Linked DNA regions of Homo sapiens: regions 1 and 3 are each linked to region 2. Evidence: read pairs that join two places in POLR2A ChIA-PET (ENCODE). Cell type or tissue: PC-9. All regions are shown on one strand.

Region 1 (2,500 bases), 1.2 Mb before region 2:
TGGCTGTACCACCCCCAGAATCGTGGACCAGACACAGCCCAGGAGGGGCCCTTTGGTTGTCCTCCTTGGACTAGGGAGAGTGGCTCTTCCCTGACTGGTCTTCTGAAATAACAAGATAGAAAGCAGAGGCTGGGAAAACCAGCTTGGGGCAAAGAGCAGACGATCACCTCCCGCTACCCTGAGCCGAAAATAGGGGAGAGACTGTGTAGGGGAATTCGTATAACTGATGGACATGATCTCAAGATAGGAATCTTTTCGTCACTGTCTACTGAAATGAACCTGCTAAGCCAAGGCCTGCCAAGGAGGACAAAATCTCTGATCTTTGGCCAAGAATTTCCCTGAAGCTGCCCTTGGCCAATGGAAGCTGCCATTGTGGCTGTTGGGGGTGACGGTGATGGTGGTGTCACTTCTCTCTGAGCTTCCATTTCTTTGCCTGTAAGATGGGCTTGGTGTCCCCTGCCTTGCAGAGGGTGGGGGACAGGAGATGGTGTGTGCACAGTGTTGGGGGCTGGGGGACACTCACTGTGGCCTGGTCCTGAGGCCCACGGGAACTACAGCAGTGTGCCCACAACAATGAGGACAACAGAAGCCCCTGGAAATATTTTACATCTTGTCCTGGGTGGTGATTACCCAGGTGAATGCATATGTCAAAAGTCACTGAGATGGGCTGGGCCTTGTGGCTCATGCCTGTAATCCCAGCACTTTGCAAGGCCGAGGCAGGGGGATCACTTGAGGTCAGGAGTTCAAGAACAGCCTGGCCAACACAGTGAAACCCCGTCTCTACTAAAAATACAAAAATCAGCTGGGCGTGGTGGTGTGTGCCTGTAATTCCAGCTACTCAGGAGGCTGATGCAGGAAAATCACTTGAACCTGGGAGGCGGAGGTTGCAGTGAGCCAGGACTGCACCACTGTACTCCAGCCCGGGCGACAGAGCAAGACTCTGTCTCAAAAAGAGAAAAAAGTTACTGAGATGTATCTTCAAACCTTTTTACTTTACTATATTTTTTCGACCCATGAAAGTGAAAGTTCTTCCTATCCCCGTTCGAAACCCTGAGCAGAGGCTCTGCCCTGTTGAAAACCATCCCGTGGCTTAGACCAGCGCCCTCCCTGGCATTTCCTGAGGAGCAGAAACCAAGCTCTTCACGCTGGCTGATTGTCCCTAACATCAGAGGAGGCTTAGAGAGGAGGAAGTGGCCCCACCTCTGCTGCTGGTTCCTGACCTTTGGGAGTATTGCTAGGCTTTCTGTAGCCAGTGGTGGGGAAATAAATGCACAGTGATTTTTGTTTGTTTGTTTGTTTTTAAGACAGAGTTTCGCTCTTGTTGCCCAGGTTGGAGTGCAGTGGCGTGATCTCGGCTCACTGCAACCTCCGCCTCCCGGGTTCAAGCGAGTCTCCTGCCTCAGCCTCCAGAGTAGCTGGGATTACAGGCATGTGCCACCACGCCCAGCTAGTTTTTGTATCTTTAGTAGAGACAGGGTTTCACCATGTTGGCCAGGCTGGTGTTGAACTCCTGACCTCAGGTGTTCCACCTGCCTCTGACTCAGCCGAGCCTAGAAATTAGGATTTTTCATTTTTGCTTAAAAAAAAAAAAAAGTCAAATCACTTCCTTCCTTTTCAGCAAAGACCGCAGTGGCTCCCAATCTCACTCAGAGTAAAGCCGTCTGGGCCGGGCGCCGTGGCTCACTCCTGTAATCCCAGCACTTTGGGAGGCTGAGGCAGGAGGATCATGAGGTCAAGAGATTGAGACCATCCTAGCTAACATGGTGAAACTCCCTCTCTACTAAAAATACAAAAAATTAGCTGGGTGTGGTGGCACCGGCCTGTAATCCCAGCTACTCCGGAGGCTGAGGCAGGAGAATCTCTTGAACCCGGGAGGCGGAGGTTGCAGTGAGCTGAGATCGTACCACTGCACTCCAGCCTGGCAACAAAGTTGAGACTCCGCTGTCTTAAATAAATAAATAAATAAATAAATAAATAAATAAATAAATAATAGCCAACGTCTGGACAACACCTCATGGTCCTGTCCTGTCTGCTCCCCATTTCTCTCGGAACTCCTCTTTTCTTCCGCCCCCCTCACTCACTAAGCCCAGCCACACTGCCCTCCGTGCTGGAATCTGTCAGACACAGTCGTGCCTCTGGGCCCTTGCTATAACTGATCTCTCTGCCTAGAATTCTCCCCAAGGTTTCCACAAGGCTGACATCTCATCTCCTTCAAATCGTGGTTTGACTCTCACCTTCTCCATAAGACTCACCCTGGCAACCTTATCTATTCTGCAGTCTGCCCTGCCCTTCCCACTCCTGAGGCCACTTCCCTGCCTCCACTTTTCTTTCCATAGCGCATATCACCCAATAACACACCATCTAACTTTTTTTTTTTTGTGAGACGGAGTCTCGCTCTATCACTCAGGCTGGAGTACAGGGGCGCGATCATCTTGGCTCACTGCAACTTCCGCCTCTGGGGTCAAGAGATTCTCCTGCCTCAGCCTCCAGAGTAGCTGGG
Region 2 (2,500 bases):
GGACCAGGCGTTTGGGGTAGATCTGAAGCTCCATATTGGATGTATTGAGCTGTGGGGGAGCCCTGGAACACCCCATGGGGGAAGTTGAGGAGGAAGTAAGACACCCAGAAGTGAAATACAGTATGGCTGGGCTACAGGCAAAGGCTGGGCTGCAGGGACAGGTTGTGCTGCAGGTACAAGCTATGGGGACAAGTTGTGCAGCAGGTACAGGCTACAGGGACAGGCTGTGCTGCAAGTAGAGGCTACAGGTACAGGGTGTGCTGTAGGGACAGGTTGTGCTGTAGGGACAGGTTGTGCTGTAGGGTCAGATTGTGTTGTAGGGACAGCCTACAGGGATGCACTGTGCATAGTCTATACATCACAGGTAACTGAGGATGAATGGGTCAGTGCTGAGACCAGGACAAGGCATGGGGCTGAGTCTTGGGGACCTGCCACTTGAGAATTCTAGGTCACCGCCATCCTTCACCAGGCCAAGATGAAGCATGAGAGGAAAAGCTTCCTCTGCTTCACGGCCTGTGAAGACATCAATAAGGACTGGCGGGCTCCTTATGAGAAACACTTGGAGACCCCAGAAATATCAGGGGTGAGCTGAGAGTAGGCTGTGGTCCCAAGGTCATGTCAATGGGGGTGGGGGAGCAGTGAAACAACGGCCATGCAGTTCCTGTTGCTGTGTCAGAGCTCACAGCCAGCAGGCCTGGACCTCTGGACTCAGGTGTGTCCACGGCAGCCCTTCCAAGATGCCCTGATTCAAAGAATGCGGGATCTCCGAGTCTCAGGCAGTTATTTTGGAGTCAATGACAGGGACCCATCTTATCCCATCTCTGTGCACCCCCACTCCCAGGATGTCCCCATCTGACCTTCCACTCCAGCTGTGGCTCCTGACATAGGTTGGGGAACAGAGGGACTGAGGGAGGAGGGGGCAGGCCTCCCATTCTGTCCAACAGAGGCTTCCTGGAATGGGGCAGGCAGACTGAGTCACATCCCTGTGACTCACGTGGCCCGTCAGACATTCTCATAATATTAATAATGAAAGGGCAGCTCCCTCGGAGACCGCAGGCCCACACTTGGCTCTGGCAAGAGCTTGGAATGCCAAGTTTTCCTAGGGACGCCACCAGACAGATGAGGGAGCACCGGCTGCAGTGGGCAGGGCAGCTTTCGCGGCAGCATGCCCCCGCCCCGGGGGGCTGTCTGGGATGTCTTTAAGGATGCTTTGTTAAGCCCCATTAAATATGCATCAGCCCCCATTAAACTTTAATGTCCCACTTATAGGTGTCACATTTTTCACCTCCTCCTGGGATGGGAGCCACGGAGAACTGACGTCTGGCACTTGGGGACCCAGGCAGGGGCTGGGCTGTGAGCAGCCTGGCAGTGCGTCCCTCGGCCAGCACCCAGGCCTAGGGCAAGGGCCGTGGGAGATTGTGCCCCTGCGGCGTGCGGTGTCTCATGCCCCAAACCTCACCACTCCCCTCCCCAAGGCTGGAGAGCTCCACCATGATAGTCGGAAAACTGTCAAGAACCAGACAGTAAATGTTTTAGACTCTGCATATGCATCTTTGATTTCCTTTTTACAACCCTTTAAAAATGCGAACACCATTCTTAGCTCACTCTATTAAAGAAAAAAAAATGATTCAATGGCACTTGTTAGGAGACATGGTTAGGAAAACTTTATTCAGAATCATCAAGGACCATGGCAAGGGAGCCTGAGGCTTGGGGGATTGGGCTCAACTCCAAACACAGCCTGGACAAGTGGAGATTAATAGCCGAGGAGCAGGGTGCGGGGCGGGGGGGCGGGGGGTCAGCGAGTGAAAAATCCCCACGAGGAAACATTAGAGGAAAGGAGGATTCTGCCTAAACCAGCCCAGCAGGATTCTTGCTGATGGGCCAGGGGATCAGATCACCTCGGGGATGGTGGAGGATGAGGAGCCTGATCGGATATCCAGTTTAGGGGTTCTGACCACACTGATTTAGCAGGGTTCTTTGCTAAAACTGGATTTTACAAGGAAGTGCACAGATGGGCCTAGGCCGGGCACGGTGGCTCACACCTGTAATCCCAGCACTTTGGGAAGTCGAAGCAGGCGGATCACCTGACGTCAGGAGTTCATAGACCAGCCTGACCAACATGGTGAAGCCCCGTCTCTACTAAAAATACAAAAAATAGCTGGGCATGGTGGTGAGCGCCTGTAATCCCAGCTACTCAGGAGGCTGAGGCAGGAGAATCGCTCAAGCCTAGGAGGTGGAGGTTGCAGTGAGCCGAGATCGCATCACTGCACTCCAGCCTGGGCAATGGAGCAAGACTCCATAACTCTTTCAGAGTTACCATTTGACCCAGCAATTCCGCTCCCAAGTATATGCCCAAGAGAATGAAACCTGACATTCACACATGGTCCAGTACACACACATCTCATTTTATTGTGTGATTTTTACAAGTTGAAGGTTTGTGGCAACTCTGTGTCAAGCATGTCTATCGGTGCCATTTTTCCAACAGCGTGTGCTCACTTCA
Region 3 (2,500 bases), 780 kb after region 2:
TTCCCAAAGCCCAGTTCTGGCTGACTTGGAACCTTCTCATGAGCTGCTCCTGCTGTCTAGAATGTTCCCTCCCCTCCTCTCCACTTGGCTGGTCCCAGTCATCTTTTGCTTCTTAGTTTCACTGTCACTTCTATGGAGAATGCTTCCCTGACACGCCCCAACAGGGCCATCCTCCTGTACTGATTAGGAAACTTGATTTCACTCTCAGAAACCTAGCTCTGCTATTGCTTACAGCAAGAAGGGCATTTTTTGAAGATCATAATTAGTAAACCAGGTGTACAATTAGGTCCAAATGCAGCTAACCCAGGCTCTGGAACAAGGCCATTGGTCCTCTATGTTGGTTCCCTTCTCAGGTCATCTTTCTCTACAAGGTAGCAAAGGGTGAAGCTGGGCACCAGCAGTCCTGGGCCTGTCACCTGCCTGCTTAACAACCCCAATGGACAAAGAGGATCTCTTTCCTCATTGTTTCAAAGAGAGCCCCATGGCAGAGTCTAATTAGCTCAGTTTGAGTCACACGTCTATCCCCAGGCCAATGACTGCAGGAATGGGGTAGAATATGTGACTTGGCCAGCCTAGGAATTGTGCCAATTGTGAGAAAACTTGGGAGCAGAGGCTGTGGAACAGCCTAGCATCTCAGGAAGCTGAAGCAAGAGAATCACTTGAGCCTAGGAGTTCAAGCCTGTAGGGTGCTATGATCACACCTATGAATAGCTACTGCACTCCAGCCTGGGCAATAGAGTGAGACCTGTGTCTGAAAACAAAATAAATTGTAAGATAACAGAAAATAAAGCCCTATTAAGACAAGGGGTCATGCCGGGCTCTTGTACTGCGGCAGCACCAACTCCAGCAGAGGGAAGGGGCTCAGTCAACACTCGGGTGGGTGCTGTCAGGCCTTCTCCCAACATTCCAGGGAAGGATGGGGTGAGCCAGGTGACCACTCTACCCTAGCAGCTCTCCAGACTCCATGGTGGAAGATGGAAGAAATAGTTAGGTGGCTCTGAGCCTGCTCACAGAGACTATTTTAGATGGGGGCCCCTTGCAAAAGCGCCACATCCTCTTCTTGCGTTTGCAGACAACACTCAGCTATTCAGACAACAGGAACTCCACGAGACTCGGGTAGAAAACAGCCAGAGTGAGGCTGGTGGCCAGGGGCCCACCTCAGCTTGGATTGGTGGGATCTGTTAGCAGGCACCTGCCTGAACTCCCAGACACCACTGTCCGTTCCCTGTGGACAGAGAGTATTGCTTCATTACATCACCATTGTAGATCAGAGGAGGAGGTGAAACCATTACTAACAGGAGTCATGGGAATGAGGGCTGATGCTTCCTGAGGGCTGCCTGTGGCTGGGCACTGCTCAGTCACTGCCTCAATCCTGACATGAATCCTGGGAGGGCGGGGTCTAGATAAGAGAGTGTTTGTTTGGTCACGTGTTGTAGATACCTACTTAATGTTGGCAAAGGGGAATCTATTGGTAAAAAAAAAGAATGTCTCATAGGTAGAACCAAAGGGCAGGAAATTCAATACCTCGCCAGCAACTGAACTGCACGTAACAATCACTCACTTTCCCACACATCCCGAGGCCACTTCCTTCCCCAGCTCAGCCGTGAGACCAGACCCGCTAAGGATGCTCAATCCAAACCCAAGTTCCAGGAGAGAGGAGCTGATTGGCCCAGCTGGGGTCAGTGGTCCACCCCTGGCCCAGTTGGGTCTGGCCAGGTGGGTGGGGTTATGTAGGAAGCTGAAGGCCTGAGGGACGCGTGACCAACTCAGCATTCCACTGGAGTCTATATGATCAAACAGCAAACTGTTTATCATGAATGCAAGATGTGAACAAGCTCACGACTGCTCTTGCAGACAGAAGGTTTCCTGGAGGCAATCACTCCCTGGGGCCAAGGCTATCTACTGCGACATCTAGAGCCTGTTGTTCGAGGAATGCAGTCTTACAAGCCTACTCTGGGCCAAGCAGCTGACCCCTTCTTCCACCCCAGTTCTCACTACCTCTTTTGCCTAATAAATACAGAGGGCTGTGTAAAGCTCAGAGCTCTTGTCCACTAGAGGCAAGGTGCCCCCTGACCCCTTCTTCCAAATATACTCTTTTGTCTCTTGCCTTTTATTTCCGTGTTCGCCCCCTTTGTTCAGTCGCCCTAGGTCGGTGCGGGTTACATAGTGGCGCCCCGAACAGTGACAGAATCGGGCTCACAACAGGGTTACATGGTACAAACACAACTGCTAGAGGCTACACTTGTGGGTCCAGTTCTCAGCAAAGGAGGGCTTAGCATAGGTGTACCCTGCATCCTCTATGGCTTGTATTAACTCCATGTGGCTTAGTGGGAGACACGAAGACACATTTCTAGTAAGTGGTGGGGCTGGAACTCACACAGGTCAGCCCGCTCGGAGCTCGTGTTTTAACCATGGTGCTACAAATTCTCTACTCAAACTTCTCTTTATACCTCCTCCCCACAGTGTTTTACATATATGCTTGATCTTGGGTTCAGTTCAA

Evidence for each region. ChIA-PET counts read pairs that join two places held together with the same protein. Peaks named below come from ENCODE experiments on the same cell type or tissue, not always from the same donor. Only the 100,000 strongest peaks of a DNase experiment are listed, where the experiment ranks them.
Region 1: POLR2A ChIA-PET joins it to region 2 with 13 read pairs; 1 of 35 experiments calls an interaction of 5 or more read pairs at or near these places.
Region 3: POLR2A ChIA-PET joins it to region 2 with 7 read pairs; 1 of 35 experiments calls an interaction of 5 or more read pairs at or near these places.

The regions. Positions count from the first base shown.
Region 1 is chr9:129,756,075-129,758,574 of GRCh38, forward strand. No RefSeq gene overlaps it. Among named protein-coding and RNA genes, the nearest start is that of PTGES, 4.3 kb to the left of the region's middle. In PC-9, no CTCF peak of the experiment used is centred here; a DNase peak (open chromatin) is centred at 1,137.
Region 2 is chr9:130,961,757-130,964,256 of GRCh38, forward strand. No RefSeq gene overlaps it. Among named protein-coding and RNA genes, the nearest start is that of FIBCD1-AS1, 23 kb to the left of the region's middle. RefSeq lists enhancers at 720-1,307, 1,308-1,894. In PC-9, no CTCF peak of the experiment used is centred here; a DNase peak (open chromatin) is centred at 1,025.
Region 3 is chr9:131,743,167-131,745,666 of GRCh38, forward strand. No RefSeq gene overlaps it. Among named protein-coding and RNA genes, the nearest start is that of RAPGEF1, 4.3 kb to the left of the region's middle. RefSeq lists an enhancer at 1,149-1,208. In PC-9, a CTCF peak has its summit at 2,062; DNase peaks (open chromatin) are centred at 1,505 and 1,845; H3K4me3 peaks cover 324 bases; H3K27ac peaks cover 2,015 bases.